2 separate regions of the Mus musculus genome follow, and region 2 is linked to region 1. The links are chromatin loops, found by intact Hi-C in ENCODE. Cell type or tissue: heart. All regions are shown on one strand.

The links. A loop is a pair of places that touch in the nucleus more often than their neighbours do. Peaks named below come from ENCODE experiments on the same cell type or tissue, not always from the same donor. Only the 100,000 strongest peaks of a DNase experiment are listed, where the experiment ranks them.
Region 2: it touches region 1 in a loop (2.9-fold over the local background); 4 of 42 quality-filtered maps call a loop at or near these places.

The regions. Positions count from the first base shown.
Region 1 is chr2:15,050,193-15,058,192 of GRCm38, forward strand. It overlaps Arl5b (ADP-ribosylation factor-like 5B), which reads left to right and starts at 5,128. Exons shown (of 6, transcript NM_029466.5): 1 at 5,128-5,382. The coding sequence starts at 5,337. It also overlaps a transcript of Nsun6 not described here. In heart, a CTCF peak has its summit at 4,876; a DNase peak (open chromatin) is centred at 5,049; H3K4me3 peaks cover 2,956 bases; H3K27ac peaks cover 2,183 bases.
Region 2 is chr2:14,052,790-14,060,789 of GRCm38, forward strand. Hacd1 (3-hydroxyacyl-CoA dehydratase 1) reads right to left here and starts at 3,246. Exons shown (of 7, transcript NM_013935.3): 1 at 2,942-3,246. The coding sequence starts at 3,078. In heart, no CTCF peak of the experiment used is centred here; DNase peaks (open chromatin) are centred at 2,562, 2,872 and 3,342; H3K4me3 peaks cover 3,032 bases; H3K27ac peaks cover 3,201 bases.

The sequences.
Region 1 (8,000 bases):
GAGTAAAAGAAAGTTCCAAGAGTTGTAATAACTTTCCACAATCTCAGAAAAAGAAAATAGGCTATAGACCAGTAAGCCAGTTTCTAAAACAAGTACCCAGTTTTTCCACAAGATCATGTATCTGTGGTCAATGCATGGGATTCCTTCCTGACTTCATCACCTGAAACTAACAGAATGTGTCTGGGACACAGGTGTTAAGTGTTGCATGACATGCCTGACAGGACATAAACATCTATTCACCCCCAAATAAGAGTGATGTGGCTGAAGAAAAACTTGACAAGTCCAAATTGAAGAAATACATTAGTTTGCTAGGCTTGCTTACAGCAGGACAGGCAGCCTCCCCTCCAGGAACCACCACACTATTTTATATGGCTGTGATATGAATCTACAGCAGTTAACATAAAACTAGTTTCATAGAGCTACCCAATATAAAAGCAGCCAAGGGGGCACAGGTGAATCAAACTCTGGGAAAGGTTATGTGTCTATGTGCACTCTATCCTTGCTGTCACCAAGCACAGTCTGACCTGGGAAGGGTAGCCTGTTCTGCTGCATTCAGGCAGGGAGAACAGGTAAATGACATCTTGGTGCAACATGGAATGCTTTGCCCAGGATTCAGAGGGCTAGACCACCCACACAAAGGAATTTCAACAGACAACTTTGTAGTAACCTTGACACTAGATATAGTTGAAGTCTTTAAAAAAATAAAGAAAACTTGAACTTGAAAGTCCATGTGGGAGAAATTTCATTTCCACATAGAATACTCATTGTTTGACATATAAAGGGCACTCCCTGAATGACTAATCAAACCTTTGTGAAATAGAAAAGGAAACTGTTGTTAAATATGCATTTGATATAAAGTAGTTCACTACTTCAGAACACTTGAACAGTGACCAGAAAACATGTGGTAAATCTGCAGTTAGTAGAGTGGAGATGTTCTGTCTAAGCAATGGAAGACTCCTATATAAACATGCAAATGTCACAGAGACTTTAGATCTTTAAAGGGGTAGTATGGGCCCCCAAGCAGGGACCGGTGGGAGAAATAAATATGATGTGATATCATCATTTTAAGTTTGGTTATGACCTCATTTTATCTCTGAGGATTTTATTTCAGATTGATCTGGGGGACTGACTTAATTCTGGATTCTACACTTCTCCATTACAGGAAACTTCTTTTTCTTTCAATGCTTTTCTCTTGTATGAGTGTGTGTGTTTGTGTGTGTGAGTGTGTGTGTGTGTGTGTGTGTGCAGGTCCAGATGTACATATGTGCACATATATGTGGAAACCAGACATTGATGTGCACTCACAATTACTCGCAGCTTTCATTTTTGGGATAAGGTCTCTCACTGAATCTGGAGCTGGCTGACTTAACTGGATTGACTGACCGGCAGCAAGCTCAAGGGATCTGCACGTCATGTCTCTGCCTCCCCAGAGCAGGAATTACTGGCTCACACTCCTGGCTCAGCTGGATGATGACGACCATGATGATGATGATGATGAATCCAAGTGCTGGGCATCTAAAAATCAGGTCGTCGTGCTTTCATGGCAAGCACTTTACTAACTAGAATTTCTACTTAGTCCCATTCATTTCTTTAATTGTTTATTTTTGAAGACAAACATCCCTATTTAGCCCAGGCGCTTCTTGATTCACAATCCTACTGTCTCAACCTTGTGAGAGACAGAATTATAGGCATTTCTAACACCCACCCCCTCCTGATAATCTTAAGAGTTCTGTAAAGATAACGTAATATCTTTGCATATCCATTTAGCCACAAATCTAATCCTGTCAATACAATATTCAGCTTTTCTAATACAATTGGCCTCATCTGAGAAACTACAAATTAGAACTTACAGTGTTTGGAAAGCCAAATGAATGAATAAATGAATAGAATCTGGTTCAAAATGCTGCCAGAATTAAGCACACAAACGTTTGGACTGATTCATCATTAGTTCTATAAATTATAATCCACACCTTACTGGGATTTCCTCATTTCTCCTGCTGCTATTATGAAACACTAAGGACTAAACTCCCTGCAAGCCAGACCTCTCTGAAGACTTAGCAGTCCAGCTACTACAAGCCTAAATACCAGCTCTTTGGTCCTGAATGTGTACTTAACATTTGAGAAAGAAACAAAACAGTAAAGATTCTGAAAATAAAATGCTTTTAACTTTAGAATATGGGGCTTATCAGGTTGTTGAGTGAGTAACTTCTTAATTGTTAAGAATTTTACTAGAGATCTAGACTGCTGTGGTTCATATTCCAGTTCTTGCAGCCATGGGCAAATTATTAAAGTTCTTATATTTCATTTTTCGGATCCATTAAGTGGATATAATATTTCATACTTTATAGTGTTACTACAGACCAAACAAATTACATGAACTGACTTAAAGAGTGTAGGAAAAGGGCAACCTTCACTACGTGTTAAGATATGTTTATACCCATGTTGGAGGAATGGTTGTCAAGAGTCTTCACTCTGCAAGGAAGAACTAAGTGACCCAAATTCAAACAGATCAGGAGTTAACTCGTCTATGTAAGGGAGGAGTGCAGATTTCCGGGTTTTTAATGGGAGGTTATATAAATGTGTAATAGGCCTCGCCCTAAGTACAAGATTGTAACAAAAGGCAGGGTACATTGTTTATAAAGAGGAGAGGACCATGAGCATCGCACAAAATGGGTCAGCTTCAAAACCATCCTACAAAGGGTATTTTACAAACCACTGTGCCTTTCCTGGATCCAGGAAGACAGTAAGCATGTCTCCAAATGATAAGCACAAGGTGACAGCTTCCAAGCACCTGTTGGGAGACTCACTGGAGAAAACTCTGGGGAGGCTTGCTATGGTGATCCCAGAAGTACAGAGGAGAGAAAAAAGCCACACTGCTCACATATGAGCAGAGTCATAAACTTAAAGATATTTTGGTCTAGCAAAAATTATGAAGCTCAAGGTATTGTGTAACCTCTGTGAATTTTAAAACAACTTCATCAGAAATTTATCAATACATTCTTTTCTACTTTCAAGAATGATATTAAATTGTTTTCAACAATTAATCATCTACAGCATCTAAAAGTGTCTAATAGGATATTCCTGAATGAAATTATATTGATTTCTTCGACCATATGGCAGAAAAGAACTTCCGTATGGGCACTCAATCAACCCTGGTTCATCTGGAAATCAGCAAACTGGATTAAAATTGTAATTGACATGAAAATGTTTGATGTTTTTGAAGAGTGGCTTTTTTTCCTGAGCTGGCAGAACACACAGTTTCTTGAACTCTCTTTTTTTCAAGGCCTGTACAAACTGATCTAACTTAACTGATTAATAAGTTGAACTCAATGCCAAATATATCAAGTTTTTCCAAGTATCACCTGGTCAGTTTACATTGGTTCCTCCTAATCTATATAATTTTCCTTTTTTTAGGCCTTGTAAGTTAACATTTTACTTCCTTGAAACTTCAGTTTATTTTATACTAATTTAGTACTTATATTTTGTTGGAGACATTTTAATGGGATTCTACTTCACTGAAAGTTGTCATTTCATAATATTTTCACGAAGTTATTCTTATCTCATGAACTCAAACTATATTCATTTTCAAGTGGCACCATGATACACATCAATATTACCTCTTGTATACCAAAGGCAACACTGAAATTAGTCTCAACAAAACCTTAAAGGGATATTTAAAGAAAAAGTATTTAGTTTTTGAGCTACATTTAAGACGCTTATGCTCAGATTTTTCTATTTTCATTACATTTCTGACAAGCATTACATATATATGTATATATAATGTATTATATATATACATACATATATAGTCAATACACATGTACAGTATAAACAAGTTCCATTTTTTCCTAACATCAGTACATGCATCAGCATTTATTAGTTTAGGCAATATTCAACTGTATTTGTGAGCATCTATCATTTGTTTCAGTCAGAGTAAGTTTCTTTTCCTTCAGGTTAGCAAAACTTTCAAATTTCTAAATTCTAACCTGAAAAGGGCGTTAGAGAATCTTAAGTCGGCTTTTTAATAATGAGGCCAAAAGTAGAAATGATAAGTTTGCGCAACCACAAACTCATTCAAATTTGTAGTCCAACGGATGATCATTAAAGCTATGTTTGAACAGGATCAGTACAACTTTTCCTCTGTAGGAGAGGCTGGAGCTATGGTTTAGTATCAAGAAGTTGTTGTGATCTTGTACCCGAGTTTTCAAGTCTTCACTGTCCTTTGAAGTGTAGCACTAGCAGGGCATCTTTTTTTTGTTTGTTTTGTTTTTCGAGACAGGGTTTCTCTGTGTAGCCCTGGCTGTCCTGGAACTCACTCTGTAGAACAGGCTGGCCTTGAATTCAAGAAATCCGCGTGCTTCTGCCTCCCGAGTGCTGGGATTAAAGGTGTGCGCCACCACGCCCGGCCACTAGCAGGGCATCTTAAGCTATACTCATTTGTTTTATTTGGAATAGGTCATGGGACAGTTTACCTTGTTACAAGGTCAGGCTGGCAGGCTTCTTCTCTGGTTATGTGGGGCCCGCCAGGTGGCCTCAAGGACTAGTCTGGCCTATGAAGTTTCCAGTTTCAACTGGTAAGGATTTTGAGATTAACTACCACACCTAACGCTTGGCCAAACTGATGGCACTTTGATTTTAGAAACTTAACTGGACCCTGGCTACAGGCATTCCAGCACGCACGTCCCTATCAATTCCATTCAGAATTAAGAATCACGCTAGAATCCCAACACTGGGACAGGAACGGAAACCCACTCCTCCGCTTCAGTCAGAGGACCGCGCCAGCTGAGGTTCCTCAGGCGGTCAGCAGCGAGGGACGCGGTGGCCAGGCCTCGGGGATGACCGCTGCTCTGGACCTCAGTCCGCGTTTCTTCAGAGTGGCAGGAGAGGGAGCGCGCGCCGAGGAAATCCCCAGATCGGCCACACCCCGCCTCCGCAGACGCCAAGCCCGCCCACCATCCGCACACCGGAAGTGTACAGGGAGGACCCGCCACGTCCCAGGCGCCCGCTGACGTCAGCGCGCCGACGTCACGTGCCGACCTTCCGGCGATGGGTGGTCCCGGGCGTAGGTGGGGAGGCGGGGCGGGGGCGGGGCTCGTGGCCAGCCCAGGCTGTGCAGGGTAGGTGGGCGCAGACCGAGCGACTACGGGTCGGGGCTGGGCTCAGCGCGCTGCGAACAAAGGAGTCTGCGGCGGTTCCCGGCTCCGCGGAGGACCAAAGCTTCGCTGGACTCTTGAGGCTCCGCGGCTCCGGATCGGCTTCCCCTCGGTTCCACCGCGGGCGCCGCGGCACCTGCCGCCGAGTGCTGCCCAGGAAGTCTGTCCCGTCCGGGGCTCATGATGGGGCTGATCTTCGCTAAACTGTGGAGCCTTTTTTGTAACCAAGGTGAGGCCGGCGGGAGGGTGGACGCGGCGCTGGCAAGTCCAGATTGAGATCTGGATAGGGTTCGGGGTAGAACTCGGATCTGGGGACCCGGAGCCCGGGCAGGGGACGCACCCGATGGCCAGGAATCCCACGCGTGTGCAGCTTTTAGCCAACCAAGGTGAAAACATATTCCTGCAATCTGTTTGCGGGCCTTTCCGGTCTCAGCGAACCATCTTTTAGGTCTGATTAGCCCCAAGAAAGTGTCTCCCCGAGAACCCAAAACTTTCCGTTTGTTTAACACGAAACAGGAGTTTTGCACTGTTTACCTTCCTCTTGTCTATGCCAATGCACCTTCACGTTGTCTGACTTGGCTCTGATTTCTGTTCGTCAAGACTTAGAATGAGTGAGTATTCAGGTGCACGGGTTTCTGAAATTTTTACACATACACACAGCTTCCCCTCCTCCCCGTAGGCGTGAAAAAAAAAATCTAAATGCTCTCGGTTATGTGTAAGATGTTACGTGGCCGTAATTATTCTAGAACAGGTCATGAATTACCTAGAAGTTGTAAAACCTGTTCCGAGGCAGAATAAGCAATGCTGTCTTGAGAAGAGTCACTACTAGACAGAAAGGGGTCCAATGATAAAGTCTTCGTCTTTCTTGTAACAGAATGGTTTCTGAGTATTAAGACCAAATTTTGTTCCCATTTGTTTCATTTTGTAGGGCATGATTTATAAACTACTTTTGTTTTTATGAAGGTACCAAGTCTTTGCCATTATTAAGGTCCTTTGTTTTGTGGATTTAAACCGTGAAATCATTTTGAATGGCATTAATTCACTTGTTCTGAACGCTGATTTTTAAAAAGCCCCTTTCAAGCTTATGAATACATGCAAGCACACTGGCACATGTGTGTGTATGCAAGTACCACAGATAAATACTCCCTTTTAAGTGACTTTGGAGTGTCCAAACTGAAGCTCCCGGCGATGTTTCTCAGTAATGTCATGCACTATTTTTCAGCAACTTAACATTTTCTAATGATTGTAAAAGTACTATGTCAAGAACAATTTCAACATATAATTAAATATATATTGATTACACAATTAAATTTGTGTAAATAAAAATGAATTACGCAATATTACCTTTTATCAACCCCCCCCCCCCCACACACACACCTTAGCAATAAAAATGATCAGAGTGTTGGTTCTCCCTTTATAGTAGGTTATTGCTGCTATCCCTGTTCATTAGAGGATTCCGTATTCAGACTGGAATGGGGCTGGGGAGATGAAAAGGGCAGTCATTGAAGATGATGGAAGCCTTCATGTGCCCTGTGCCTGCCTTTACATAATTGTTTGGTTTTTCTAGAGCCATCTTAGAATTTCTTTATCTTTCCTGCTGAAATGTAGAGACAGGTGCTTGTATCACTGTGTTCTCTGTGCTCATGATTAATTTCTTCTAGTGGGAAAACCAGTCCTTCAGATTAGACCCAGTTAGCTACAGAGATCCAGAACAGAATCTGTGCTCATAGAACACTCAAGAGTTAGTGTAGGAAATTGTTTGCCGAAATGTGCAGACATTTGTAAGTGTGGACTGATGGTGCCAGGGAGTGATCCTTCTCAGGTGGTTTGCAGAAGCCTTTCAGGGTAAGGTGTACACAGACTCAATGAGGAATAGGAGTTTGGGTTGAATGTAGACAGAGTAGAATCCGGCATATTGGTGTAGGCAGATGAACTGCTGCTTGAAAAGAGGTACGTTGGATACACTTAAAGAAATTGAACATGGTTTAATTACTGTTTGTTTGATGAGATTGCAGAAGTAACCAGGAAATTAGATCACCAAGGGTCTTTCTTACATGCTGACCAAGGCAGTAAGCAGTAGGGACCCATGAAGGGTTTGGTCATTAGGTATTTTCCTGATGGGGAATAATGAGATCGGACTCATACAATAGTCTGGAATTTTTGTTTTCTGTAGCAACAAATTAAGTACCAGTGTTGGCATCTTTCTCACCATTGCTCATTTCAGTTATTCAATGGTGCCCAGGTAGAGTTAGCATTGGAATAATATGTCCAAGTCTTCACTCTACCTGTTAAGTGAGAGTGAGGTGGTCTGGAAGCCAGTGGGGTGATGGTTGTCAGAGAACTGACAGCAACCTACAGGCTCTTTCCCTTATCTGTCATTCAGTATGTCCTCACTCTTGCCTCAGTTTTTTAAAGAGCTCTAAGCATCCTTTTATGTGTGATATCTTCCTGGGGATAAGTTACAAAGCTCTGCATTGTCTAATGGAACTTTGTAGTCTTTCATTTTGTAATAGAAGGCTGATAAATTATCACAGGTGGAGCTAACCTATGGTTGTCCGTGTGTTCTTTTTTTTGTTTTTGTTCTTGTTGTTTTTTTTTGTTTTTGTTTTCTCGAAACAGGGTTTCTCTGTGTAGCCCTGGCTGTCCTGGAACTCACTCTGTAGACCAGGCTGGCCTCGAAGTCAGAAATCCACCTGCCTCTGCCTCCTGAGTGCTGGGACTAAAGTCATGCGCCACCAATGCCCGGCACCATGTGTTCTTATAGAATACTTGCTTGCCTATATGGGGACTGCGTGTTTTGGCTCTCCTCTTAACGCTTCCAAGATTTCTTATTTTTTCCTTTTTTTT
Region 2 (8,000 bases), 1.0 Mb before region 1:
AGGCTGTCTCCTCAACCGTGTCTGGCAAACCCAGCTTAGCCTTCAAAGATCGATTCAAATGCTTTCATCTCCTTCACAGAAGTTTCTCTCAGTCTCCCTGTCCTCTCAGTCCTCTGGCTCCTGTTTTGTATGCACTCATTCTATTCTGTCTTTATTGCAGTTGGTGTCTACGTGTAAATGTCCAGGTTGTCCTTCTTCAGGGATGAGCCTGGGATATATGTCTTACAGCTCTTACATTACCCACATGACCTGAGAAAATGCATTAGCATCTATAGGGTCAGAAGCGTTCGTTGGCAAGCAAAGCACAGATGCTCACTACTATAGTCAAGAACCCATTATGAGTAAGCCATATATACATATATATGTATATATATATATATATATATAAACTTATATATTTATATAATACAAATCTCTCCATCCTTTAAAGGTGCCTCCACTCTGGATTTGCCGAAAGCCACTAATTATTCCAAGGGTCAGGGTAAGGGAACTTTAAAATGTCCATAGGGCCTGACTTAATCAATAATTGTACATTTCTTCTATACAGTCTTACATAACAATAAAAAGTATAATTTGAAAATTAGAATGTCGTAATTGAGTATCAAGCGGAAACAGGGCCTTATACAACAGACATTCATCACCAATGTTCTATAAGATATTCATCACCCATTCACTCATTCATTCATTCAATAAGTATTTATTACTTCCTGGAACTTACAATGAAGAATTAGTACAATCATGGTATGGTTGAGTGACAACAAGTGGGACGGAAAAAAATCAAAGAGTCAGGGTGTGCTAGTACATCACAGAAGGTGCCTGGGCATAAACCTGAAGGGTAAATAAGAAAATATGAAAGCTTATCTATGGGGGCTCATAGAACTACTGGGTAATCTGCCTTGATAAACAGTGGTCCCTCTCAGTAAAAAGACAGACACACTTAGAATAAGCACTGGCTTGCAGAAAGGAGGGCACAGCAGGACTAAAGTGTGAGGACACAAAGCCCCTCTAGGCAGGGGAGCCTAGAAAAGTTCAAAGGTACTGCTGCAGCCACAAGAAAAGGATGACATCACAGAAAGAGGGAACAGCAAAGACAAAGAGAACTGTAAAACGCATCCTGAAAAACAGAGTCAGGGGGTTTCAAAGGCAAGAACACTGGAAAGGTAAACTGGGTAGTACGGGAATCTGTGAAAATGGTTGTCGATGAGCACATCCCAAGTTCCTTAGGATGGGAGCCGGCCACCCGGGGATTATTTTAACTTTCTCAATCAAGATCTTAAACTGGGATTGTGCAGCAAGTTTTCATTTTTGAAACAATAACGTGGTCTTAAAAATGGAAAGCAGACTGGACAGGGAAGGGCCAGCCAATCAACTAACATAAGGTGAGTATTCCAAAAACGTTTACTCACTTGGTGAGCAAGTCTCAGAGGAAACCGGCCGCTCCCAGACCCTGCTGCATTTTGAGGCAACAGAGTATGGTGGGCATTGAACCATCTGCCAGTTGTTCTAAGGCTGTTTGCTTTTCTGAACTTTCAAAGGTCTGGAATTCAGGGCAGCAAGAAGATGAGGTTGCACAACTCTGGAGTGAGTCTCAGAGGAAATCCATGCCTGACACTTTCTGGTTGTGATCTCCAGCCAGTGACTTGGGGGTCTCTCCATACCTCACTCTAAAATATTATTCTGTACCCCTCACAGGATTGCAGAAAACTAAAAATTAGAAGACAGCCAAAGGAACCAGCACAGTCCCTGGCACACAGTAACCCCCAATAAATACATATCTACGAACTAATTATATTTGATGTTCAGTAGTATAATATATACTAGATGATCGACAGGAACATTTGTTAAATAGAATCACATTTTTTTACACGTTCACATTTTTTCTATAAGCTTCAGAGACTTTTAAATACTAAAGGTTTCTTCACAATCCTCTAACTTAAAACGTGAGAAGATATTGAGAAAGTAACTCTTTCTAAAGGCAAGACAGCAAAGGACATTTTCATAATGGGTTTCGGTCACAGTAGACCCATAAGTCATTTGATAGCCCTTTGATCCTAACTTCCTACTCACACTAGGTCTGGGGGGAGGCCAGAGATGGGGAGTAGGGTGGGTAGTCGGTAATCTGGAAAGGACAAGGCCAGAAAGATGCTGATTATCTGCCCTGTTCCAGATGTTTCAAACAAAGTCCCAAGTGGGCATTTCTAAGTGCCATGCTTAAAACAAAAACAGTAGGTGAAGAAAAAACAGTAGGTGAAGACACTGCCCAGCAATCCACAGCACCAGGAACCACACGGCCAGGGTCCGGTGCCCACAGCCAGCGGACAGCTCCCGGCTCGGGTGAATAGACCGGGCCGTTTCTTCAACAGCAGGCGGAGGCGGCCGAGCCGCAGTCGCCTGCCCCGTGGGTCGGCCCCACATTCCTGCCCGGGTCTATACTTAACCTCCGGCCCGCGCCCCGTGCCGCCGCGCCACACCGTGCACCGTATTAGGCAATGCCCAGCGAGCGGCGGCTGGCCGCCCCGCCCCGCCCCGCTCCATTCAACCCCGCTACGCCCCTCCCCCACTGCGCCGCGCGCCCCCGCCGCGCCGCGACCACCTAGGGCCCAGCACGCGCGCTCTTGCTCTCTGCGCCCCGGCCACTCTCCCAGAGTGCTCCGATCGCAAGTGGCCGGGCACACGCGCTGTCCCGCTCCATGTGCGCCTACGGGGCCGCGACCCCCAGTTGGCCGACACGCGCGCTCTCGCTCCAAAAGCCCCCGCCACCGTCGCGCGCCTCCGCCTAGACCCCTGACAGTTCCCCCGTGCGCTTCCGTTCCATCCCCGTGCGCGCGCCCTCGACCCCCAGCAGCCCCGCGAGAGCGCGCTCCCCGCGTCCCCGAGCCCGGATCGCTGAGGGACCGCACTGGTGCTTGCGGAGCGTGGAAGGACCTTCGCGCGCACGTACCCGGCCGTCATGGCGATATTGTAGAAGGTGAGCCAGGCGGTGGCCAGTAAGCCTAGGCGTCTCCGCTTGCCGGCGGCTTCCTTCTCGTCGCTGGCCTCGGAGGCGCCGTTGGTGCCGTCCTCCTCACTGGACGCCATGGTGACCGCGCACGCGGACCCGGAGGAGCAGCGCACAGGAGCGGGAGGGGCCGGCTGAGCGCGCCACTGAAGTGCCGCTGCCCGCGGCCGCCGCCTCGGTCCAGCGCTCCATGTGCGACGCGCGGGGGGTCGGCGCCGCCTGCCCGGCCTCCCGCGAGGGGGAGGAGCGCGCCCCCGGCCGCGCGCCCCGCCCCGGCGCCGCCTCTCGGGAGCGCGCGCTCAGGGCCCTAGCCCCGGGGTGGGCCAGCCGGGGTCATGGCTTCCAGGCAGTGTCACGCGGCGCGCTCCCGCGGGAGAGCTGTCCGCACTGGCTGCGACCTCTTCCTAGAGAGACGCGAGCGACGTGCGCCCTGGCAGTGGGTGCCCCGCTGGAGAGCCTTGTCCAGATAGAGCGAGTGCACCCGAGGTGGCAGGGGTTTTGCCCCGAGAGCAGGGTCTCCCTACCAAATGCTCGCTCTCCCGAGTTTCTGGAGAAGCAACTCCGGCCTAGCCTTGCCCCATGCCTTTCATTACTGGGTCAGACGGATGTCATGGGTTCTAGAGATCTGTTCTAAAGGAAGCTGGGAGAAAGGACGTAGGCAAAGAGGGATAGGTGTTAGGATACTGACAGGAAATCCAGCCATGGTGTTAACAAGTTTCCTGTCCTGCTGGGAAGAAGTGCCCAATGGCTCTCCACATTTAATCTCCCCTTTTTCTCTCTTCTTCTCAAGAACCATTCTGGTAATAGCCCCCTTTCCTTTCCCTTTATAGAGTGTGGCTAAGCAAGCAGCCTAGAGTCAGTTTACTGAAATTCAACCCCCAAATTCCTGACTCCACCAGTCTGGGAATTTAGAAGTTTGTGTATGCCTACATTTCTGCAAAAGAAAATAAAATGGTAAACCTCATAGAGAGATAGGGTTAAGGAAATGATCCATCAAAATCAAGTACTGACTTGATACTGTTTGTCAACTGAAGTATGCATATTAGTACTTTTCAGGCATCTTGCTTATAATGAGAGAAAGACATTTTGCAAAGGGCAACACTGTCAGAGGGGAGAAATGACTATAGGTTTGTCCATGAACTCCCCTGGGTGTGCACATTGTTGTGGATGTGAAATGGGAGGATTACCCGTCCAGTTTCAGAAATGTCAGGGGAAGTGGGGTTAAGTAAAACCTTCCAAGTGGAAAGTGTACTAGGGATAAATTTACTAAAGCAGGTGCCGGCCCTGTACACTGAACATTAAATCACTGCCATATGACACAACAGGCCTCTAAATCTCAAAATGTTACAATGTCAGTTCTCTCCAGATGCCAGCAGGTTTTATTTGAAAAGCTAAAACCTACAGATCCATGAACATGTATAGGAAGAACTAGGAGCATGTGCATAGCCTATTTATTATAAACCTCACTATGAAACTACAATGGTCAACCTAGAATAGTAAGCAGAAGGGAATTGTGGACCAATGTGACTGCAGAGTTCAAATACACCATAACCTGAAGCAATTCAGTGTGGGAATTTTAATCTTTTCAATGAGTGGAGCAACTGGACAACCACAGAAAAAATGAATCTTACATCATGGCTATGTGCTAACTTCAAGGTGATCATAGAATTAAACACAGAAGCAAGCATATGAAACAAGAAGAAAACAGAATCTCTGATGTTAGGAAAAAAGGCAAAGACTTCTTAGGTACAACTATCATAAAGAAAGGAAGGAAGGAGGGAAGGAAAGAGGAAAGGAAAGAAGACTTAAAATTTTACATTAAAATGTAAAAATCTATTCCAAAAACAATTTTAAAAGTGAATATTCACCATACATTCAAGTAACAAGAGTATATGATGAGTCTTTATAATTCGATAGGACAGGGGCTAGGAAGAGAGCTCAGCAGTTTAAAGTGCCTGCTGCTCTTCCAGAGGACCCGAGTTTGGCTCCTAGGACCCGGGTCAGTGGTTTCACAGCCCTGAAACTCCAGTTCCTGAGTATCTAATCCACTTTCCTGGCCTCCTCGGGAACCCACACACGGCATACACACAGAAAGACACACCACACACAAGTAAAATAAAGTATGTTTAATTCAATAAAGGAGTCTGCTTTTGTTTGTCTGTTTTTAGCAAATAAGAGAATGTAGAGCACACGGGAAGGAAGAACTCATCAGTGCCACGCTCGTAGCTGCTGGCTTCACTAGGAGTAGGGAAATTTTGAATTAAAGTGGCTAACATTTCAAAGGGCTGGCAAGGGTGTGTAGCAACTGGCCTTCTTCACGGGGCTAAAGAGAACACTGCTTTGGAAAACAATTTATCAATTTATTTAAAAGATCAACACGTTTAGTTGTCATATGGCTGAGCAATTTCCTCCTTTGTATTTAACCAAGGTAAACAAAAACATATGCCCACACAATGAATTAGACACGGGTATTCATAACAGTTTAGTCATAGTAGCCCTAAACTAAAAATAACCCACATGTCCATTAACACATGTATGAGTAGACAAATGGTAGTGTACTCGTTTAGTACGATATTACTCAGCAGAATAAGAAGATGAGCAGCCAGCCAGTCAACAAAAATGAATCTCATAAAGGTTTTGCTGAGCTAAAGAGGCCAAACAACATATGTAATGTATGATTATTTTCTATGAAATTAGAAAGGAAAAAAATTAGCAGTAACAGCATTGCTTGAAGTTATTAATGTCTGTGGGGAAGAAAGACCAAAACTAAACAGAGGCTGTTGTGATTTCTGTTTTCACACCAAGTTAAAATATGTATAAATTAAATATATTAAATATATAAATATACTACATATTTATATATTAAATTATATATAAAGTGTATATTTACAAATTAGTGTTGTCATTAATCCCAATGTAATGGCAGAGGTGGGGTTTGTTCCATGGTCAATAAATCATCTCCCTTCCAAGCACTCCTTTTAAGTCACTTCTTAGCCATTTGGCTGAGATTAGTGCAAACCACAGAACTGGGCCCAAGATTGTACCTCATTTTCACAATAATGATGGTTTATACAAAGTGCAAAATGTAACATTTTGGAAAAATATTAAATACTTAGGAATATGTAACAACAGATTTACTAAGCTATCTCTTTGAAAATGAATAATTTATTGTGTACTAGTTGTAAATAGCTAATATGGATGAGGGGAAATGAGGGTATATCCTCATGAGCAGTATTTTATAAATTTGGGTTTTTATTTATTTTTTAAGTTTATTTATTTGTTGTTTTCCTTTTTTTTTTTTAAGTGTAGGAGTCATGCCAGAAGATCCCTTCATAGATAGTCATAAGCCGCCATGTGGTTGCTGGGACTTGAACTCAGGACCTCTAGAAGAGCAGCCAGTGCTCTTAACCACTGAGCCATCTCTCCAGTCCATGAGCAGTATTTTAGAGTGGATAGGGAAAATAATCTTATGAATAAATTTAAAATATATTCTGTATTTTGGAGTAATAAGATGTGTTAGTTACATAACACCTTTCCTGCCACGGAGTTGATTTAATAATCTCTTTCCTTTTATGGATGTCAAGAAGGCCCCTTAAGGCCTACACAGAATCTAAAGCCTCCTTCACTATGGGCGTGATTACGGAGATTGATAGCCTGAGAGTTGAAAACCAAAACTTTTTAATTAAAAGCCTTCTGCTCTCTAGATAGTGTGTTATAAGAACTTCAATCTAAAGAATTATTTTGTACATAACAAAATTGATCATGAAAATATTCACATGCTAGAATAAACAGTCAGCGTGTGCAACTGAATATAACATTAGAAGGAATATTTTAAATCTTACTTTAGTGTGATGTTCAGATAAGCAGACCAAGTCCAGGGAACTGGAGAATGGAGAGGCTTTTCCTCCTGTAATCCTCCCTACAGCGAGCATCTGCACATTTCGGTGTTAAACACTGAATTGCCTTTAAAACTTTCTAAGAAATCGTTGCATGCGAATTGCTTTAAGGAACAGACTCCTTGGAGCGTCTTCTTTTCAAAGATCCTTCATAATCTGTCAGCTGCAGACCCAAGCACGGACTGGCTCCCAACCCAGACTAGCCGGCAGATGCGGGATATCCACTTAACCAGCCTGTGGCAGTTAGTAGGAGTTAGACTCACTGTTACAGGAAAGAGGGAAAGTCCAAAGTTGAGCTATAAACTGGGGAAGAGTATACTTATTATAAACTATTATTGGTTATAAAGAGGCTATTTACAAATTTGGGTGTTATAAACCTTAGTTAAACCACTTTTCAAAAGCCAGGAAAGGGTGGGATTGCAAGCTGGTACAACCACTCTGGAAATCAGTCTGGCAGTTCCTCAGAAAATTGAACATAGTACTACCAGAAGATCCAGCAATACCTCTCCTGGGCATATACCCAGAAGATGTTCCAAATTGTAATAAGGACACATACTCCACTATGTTCATAGAAGCCTTATTTATAACAGCCAGACTCTGGAAAGAACCCAGATGTCCCTCAACAGAGGAAGATACAGAAAATATACATTTACACAATGGAGTACTACTCAGCAAATGAATGGATTTGGATGATATCATCCTGAGAGAGGTAACCCAGTCACAAAAGAACACACATGATATGCAATCACTGATAAGTGGATATTTTTCCAGAAGCTCAGAATACCCAAGATACAATTTGCAAAACACATGAAACTCAAGAAGAAGGAATATCAAAGTGTGGATACTTCAATCCTTAGAAAAGGGAACAAAATACCCATGGAAGGAGTTACAGAGACAAAGTTCAGAGCTGATACAGAAGGAAGGACTATCCAGAGACTGCCCCACCCAGGGATCCATCCCATAAACAACCACCAAACCCAGACACTATTGCATATGCCAGCAAATTTTTGCTGACAGGACCCTGACATGGCTGTCTCCTGTGCCTGGCAAATACAGAAGTGGATGCTCACAGTCATCTACTGGACTGAGTACAGGGTCCCCAGAGA